Regions from separate parts of the Homo sapiens genome. Here region 1 is linked to region 2. A link is an interaction called in ENCODE POLR2A ChIA-PET data of the cell type or tissue named here. Cell type or tissue: PC-9. All regions are shown on one strand. Each heading gives the region's core, and the rest is flanking DNA. Links, peaks and the distances in the headings are about the cores only.

Region 1 (2,896 bases), core at 99-2,598, 150 kb after region 2:
GGAACTGGATATGACCTGGGCCACTTAAAAGGAGATTTTTGCTTCCAATAAGATTTTCCTTCCCGAAATGGTGTTCTGGCATTTATTGTGAAATTGCCTAGCTTCTTAGGTCCCACCTCTAGGGTGAAGATTTGGGGGTGGCTCTGGGGTCAGGAGGCACCTGGAAAGCCAGTTCGGGATTTGGTTTTTGGCCGAGGGCCTCAGGAGAGTTGGCAAAGTCAGGTCTGTCTGCCAGGGCTCCAGCGGCGGACGGGGGCACAGTCAAGAACTGGGCGAGGAGAGTTTAATAAAGGGACCCTTTACAAAGGCGTGGGCAGGAATGAGGTCGTGGGTCAGGCCTCATGCAGCAGCCTCGGGATAACAGCAGTGTGGCGGATCTCAGCCCGTGGCCTGGGTGCGGAGGACTGTCTGATAAGAGCTGCGCTTTGGGCAAATGGTTGCAGTCAGCTCGCTGCGACCTGGCAGGGAGGGAGCTGTGGATAAGTGTCCCAACCTCATTCCCCTCCTGCCTCACGCCAGGGCCTCATGGTGACTGAACCCAATCTGAAGACAGAGGGCCAGGGCTGTGGTTCATCCTGGCCCCCAGGGCAGGGAGCAGGGCACAGATGAGTGGTGTTCGGGGCTGCCCAATGCTAAGCTCTCTGAAGCTCAGAGAGAAGTAAGGCCGTCCCCAAAGCCGAGTCTTCTGGAGGGCGCGTTTGTTATTCTCTCCCTGCCTTTGTGCCTTGTGTTGTCAGCCTCTGACGTCGGTCTACAACCGACCTTGTTTGTTTCTGGTCTGAGTCCTCAGTGCCCACATTTAAGAGTGGTCCTTGGCCGGGCACGGTGGCTCCCACCTGTAATCCTAGCACTTTGGGAGGCCAAGGCGGGTGGATTGCCTGAGCTCAGGAGTTCGAGACCAGCTTGGGCAACACGGCGAAACCCTGTCTCTACTAAAATACAAAAAATTAGCCAGGCATGGTGGCAGGCGCCTGGAGTCCCAGCTACTCAGGAGGCTGAGGCAGGAGAATTGTTAGAACCCAAGAGAAAGAGGTTGCAGTGAGCTGAGATCGCACCACTGTACTCCAGCCTGGGTGGCAGAGTGAGACGCCATCTCTAAAAAAAAAAAAAAAGTGGTCCTCATGGGCTTGTTGGGTTAAAGGAGCCTCACCCCAGGCCTCACCTGCCTTCCTCATTCCTTTCCCAGCCCAACCACCAACCACCTGGCCCCGGCCCCAGCCCCGGCCCTGGCCCACCACCCCGGCCCCTGAGCCTGGCCAGGGAAAGAATCAGAGCCAGAGGGTCTTGTAACCTGCACTTGGTATTGTAAGTCTCGCTTTGACCTGAGATAGCTGCCCCTCTCTGGGGCAGCAACTCTCTCTCCGAGGGCAGAATCGAGACTGGCTCTGAGCTCCTTAGCCTGAGTTTTTGGAATATCGGTATCAGCCCTGTTATGTTGCCTTGGATGACGCGCTTGGACTCAGCCCCCTGGGGTCACAAGAACTCCTTGTATACTTTAAAAGCCTTTCTGTCTTGGCTGCTTGGGGTTAGCTGTCATCCTAATTGCAGAAACAGCTCTGGACGAGCGTGTTGTGCAACTGGATCCAGACGATGGTGTGGTGGAGCCAAGGGGAATGGGTGGTGCAGGGAGCGGGCAGCTCATGAGGATGGGGCCCAGCTGCCGAAGCCCAGACGTGGCAACCGTCAATCAGACTGTCAGAGGACACAGGGTCAGGGTATCGGGGTGGATACCCCAGCACCCACCCCAGCGGCAAGGTCACTCCAGCACCCACTCCAGCGGCGAGGTCACCCCCACACCCACCCCAGGGTGAGGCGACACTGTCTTGCAGGATTCTTCCTTGTCTAAGTCCAGTGATGCCCGCTTATGCCCTGGTCACCTTGGTCACCCTCTGCCCTAGACCAGGCTAGGCTGTGGCAGGGAGAGGGATGCCCCGGGCCATGGGGTGGTGGCCCCATGCCCCAGCCTGCAGGGAACACAGCTCCCCTTGGCAGCCAGAACCAGAGCGATTCCGGGCTGTGCTTCCCCAGCACGAGGTTTGAGTTCAGGGAGCTTCTAGACTCCAAACAGATGTTTCTTCTATTCCCAGCTTGGTGGGGTGATGGGGAGGCAGCGGCGGAGGCTGGTCCAGGTTTTGCCTTCTGCCTTCCCGGAGCACACAGCAGGGTAAAAACGTGGGCCCCGCCTCCCGGTGGCCTGGGCCTGCTCCAGCTGTGGAGGGGGCAGGGAGGATGGGTCTGATGAAGCCGCTGAGATGAGTTCTTGCTTTTCTGCTGACTCGAGGGCGTGGGGAGGGGCGTCCACCGCAGGCCTGTGCCGGGGGGTCGGGGGAGTTTGCTCAGAGCCTGGGAAGAGGCCTCCCCTCATGACTCATCCGTAAGATTATCTCCCAGGTACTAGGGGGAGAGGGCTGGGAAGACTGGCTCGCCTGCCTGGGGCCTCTGGGGAGGACGACAGCTTGGATCACCTCATTTGTTGGACAATAGGCTGGTTAGAAGAGCTGGCAGGAAAGCGCAGGGACACCTGCCTGAGGGTACTAGCTGTCAGTGTCCTCACCGATGTTCCTGAGGTTTGCGGCAAAGGCTGAGCAGATCCAGGGTCGTGCAGGCAGCAGGACCACAGAGCTAAGAAAGGCAGCCTGGGGGCAGGCAGGGTGGGATGAGAGGAGCCTGGGGTCTGACAAGACAACTTCTGGAAGGGAAAGGAGGACACAGGTCCCCAAACCACGGGTTCACCTTGCGTGAGGAATGAAGCATTTCCCCGAGCAAGTGCCTTAAAGGCACAAGGATCAAGGATGCACCAGGGACCTTTGGAGTAAAAGTGGTGTGTGCTGCCCTTCCCCAACCCCCACCTGATAATTTATGGTCCCAGAGATTCCCGGTGGCCTAATCTGTGTGA
Region 2 (2,859 bases), core at 360-2,859:
CCACCATGCTCAGCTAACTTCTGTATTTTTAGTAGAGATGGGATTTTACCATGTTGGCCCGGCTGGTCTCGAACTCCTGACCTCGGGTGATCCACCGGCCTTGGCTTCCCAAAGTGCTGGGATTACAGGCGTGAGCCACCGCGTCCAGCTGGGAAATAGTTTTATAACTTTTGGATAAAGAAGATATGCATAAACAAGATATGAAATAACACTTGCCCCTCCAGAAGGTTAATAAATTTGACTACAAAGCTAAACACTTCCGTATGATGGTGATTGAAATTATGCAATCAGTAATAATAATAGATAACATTTATTGGACATTTACATGAAGCTATGCAGATAACTTTTATGTGCTTTATTTTACTTAATTCTCTCAGTAACCAAACAAGGGAATAGCACTGTTGATGAAAGGGGAACACGAAGAGTTAAGGAATCTACCAAAGGTCACATAGCTAGAAAGTGGTGAGCCAGGATTTAAACCCAGCCAACTTAGTCCCAGAAGTTGCGTTTCTAATTCTTAAAACAAATATAAAAGACTATGGGAACTTATTTCCAAAACATATTAACAAACAACAGCCCAATAGAAAAATGGACAGTGGGCCGGGCACAGTGGCCCACGCCTGTAACCCCAGCACTTTAGGAGGCCGAGGTGGGCGGATCCCTTGAGCCCAGGAGTTCGAGACCAGCCTGCACAAGATGGTGAAACCCCGTCTGTGCAAAAACTACAAAAATTAGCCAGGTGTGGTGGTACTTGCCTGTAGTCTCAACTACTCTGGAGGCTGAGATGGGAGGATGGCTTGAGGCCAGGAGGCAGAGGCTGCAGGGAGCTGAGATTGAACCACTGCACTCCAGCCTGGGTGACAGAGCGAGACTTTGTCTCAAAAAGTAAAATAAAAGTATAAATGCAGCTGTGTCCAGGGAACATTTTACCTATGTAGGAAAACCAACTTTTTCCTGGCTTCCTGGAATCATCACTAGTTCACAGTCAATATGCTTATTCTTTTTTTTTTTTGAGACCAAGTCTTGCTCTGTCGCCCAGGCTGGAGTGCAGTGGCGTGATCCCGGCTCACTGCAACCTCCGCCTCCCAGGTTCAAACGATTCTTGTGCCTCATCCTCTCGAGTAGCTGGGAGTACAGATGCCCACCATCACACCTGGCTAATTTTTTTGTATTTTTTTTTTTAGTAGAGATGGGGTTTCACTATGTTGCCCAGGCTGGTCTTAAACTCCTGAGCTCAGGCAATCTGCCCGCCTCAGCCTCCCAAAGTGCTGGGATTACAGGCGTGAGCCACCGCGCCCGGCCCAGTGTGCTCATTCTAAAGCGTCCTCATCTGCTGCTCAGAGTAGGCCCAGGCTGACTTCCCTCTTTCCCTGCTCCCCGTTGCCCCAGTAGGTGCATGAATGAAAAATCAGACCTGTCCCCATATCCAGGCTCACGGGGGTCATGTGTGTTTGTAAAGCCGGGAAACTGGCATCTGCTCCATGCCTGACGCTCCGCATTCAGTTCCCATCTCACCTTCACCATCCTGGGAGAGGATGGTGACCTCTCCAGTGTTGGGGTGACACTCAGAGCAAGCGGCAGAGCTGGGCTTTGGGTTTGGGGCCAGATTGAGGCCTCCACACTCTGGGCTGCGGCTGCATGTTGGCCACGCACTGTGAGGTTCACCTTATCTTTTCTTCCTCATACCCTGGGCCCACTGCCAAGATGCCAGCTTGTGGCATCTGAGTCAGGCTCCTTCCCTGGGCCTGCTGGGCCATCTGCCCTGCCACGGTCGTGGGGGGATCCAGGCTGCCCCTGTGTGTCTCCTTCAGTCTTCGTTAGCTGCCTGCTGCTGTCTGCACCTGTGTTTGGCTACCTGGGCGACCGACATAGCCGCAAGGCTACCATGAGCTTCGGTATCTTGCTGTGGTCAGGAGCTGGCCTCTCTAGCTCCTTCATCTCCCCCCGGGTACGTGTCCATGCCCCTGTCCAGGCCCCTGAGGCCCCTTCCCCACCTGCTTCCTCCCTGATTCAGCCCCGTCAGAGCTGCGTGGGGACAATTCTGCTCCATTCCTGGCTGTGACTGGATCAGGGATTGCACTGAGGGCTGGGAGAGAAGGTGAGAGCACAGTCTCCAGTCTCCAGCCTGAGTCTGCACAGGGCAGAGCTGGTGGACTTTTTTTTTTTTTTTTTGAGACAGAATTTCGCTCTTGTTGCCCAGGCTGGAGTGCAATGGCGTGATCTCGACTCACTGCAAACTCTGCCTCCCGAGTTCAAGCAATTCTCCTGTCTCAGCCTCCAGAGTAGCTGGGATACCAGGCGCGTGCCACCACGCCCAGCTAATTTTTGTATTTTTTAGTAGAGACAGGGTTTCACCATGTGGGCCAGGCTGGTCTCGAACTCCCAGCCTCAGGTGATCCACCCACCTCGGCCTCCTAAAGTGCTGGGATTACAGGCGTGAGCCACCATGCCTGGCCAAGCCAGTGGACTTTCTTAACAGGAGGCCCCCTCTCTCCTACCTCTCACTGCCGCACCAGCTTCATTTCTGCCCGACTCTGCTGGGGGTGGGGCTGGGGGTAACAGCTGCTGTCTTGGGGAACTGGCCTGGTTAGCAATGGTGGGACCCAGGAAAAGGGCTCCCCTGGGCAGGGGGGCAGGTGGTGGCTGCAGGGGACACACGTTTGACTTTGGGAACCTGGAGTGGAGAGGTGTCTGTAGCCCCGATCCCCTCTCCCTACTCTGGGGTCCTGTGTCATGAGGTCCCCTTGGCTCCTCCGACAAACCCTCGGGTCCCTGGCCCTATGGGTGATTTCTGGAACTCACCGTGGTCTTGTGCCTGCTCGCCCAGTATTCTTGGCTCTTCTTCCTGTCCCGGGGCAT

Evidence for each region. ChIA-PET counts read pairs that join two places held together with the same protein. Peaks named below come from ENCODE experiments on the same cell type or tissue, not always from the same donor. Only the 100,000 strongest peaks of a DNase experiment are listed, where the experiment ranks them.
Region 1: POLR2A ChIA-PET joins it to region 2 with 17 read pairs; 2 of 35 experiments call an interaction of 5 or more read pairs at or near these places.

The regions. Positions count from the first base shown.
Region 1 is chr17:4,597,728-4,600,623 of GRCh38, forward strand. The region is part of intron 7 of SMTNL2 (smoothelin like 2); the gene reads left to right. Among named protein-coding and RNA genes, the nearest start is that of LINC01996, 11 kb to the right of the region's middle. RefSeq lists enhancers at 951-1,843, 1,844-2,736, 2,737-2,896. In PC-9, for the core only: no CTCF peak of the experiment used is centred there; no DNase peak of the experiment used is centred there; H3K27me3 peaks cover 2,127 bases.
Region 2 is chr17:4,443,221-4,446,079 of GRCh38, forward strand. It overlaps SPNS3 (SPNS lysolipid transporter 3, sphingosine-1-phosphate (putative)), which reads left to right. Exons shown (of 12, transcript NM_182538.5): 3 at 1,812-1,948; 4 at 2,828-2,859. Among named protein-coding and RNA genes, the nearest start is that of SPNS3, 11 kb to the left of the region's middle. In PC-9, for the core only: no CTCF peak of the experiment used is centred there; a DNase peak (open chromatin) is centred at 1,701.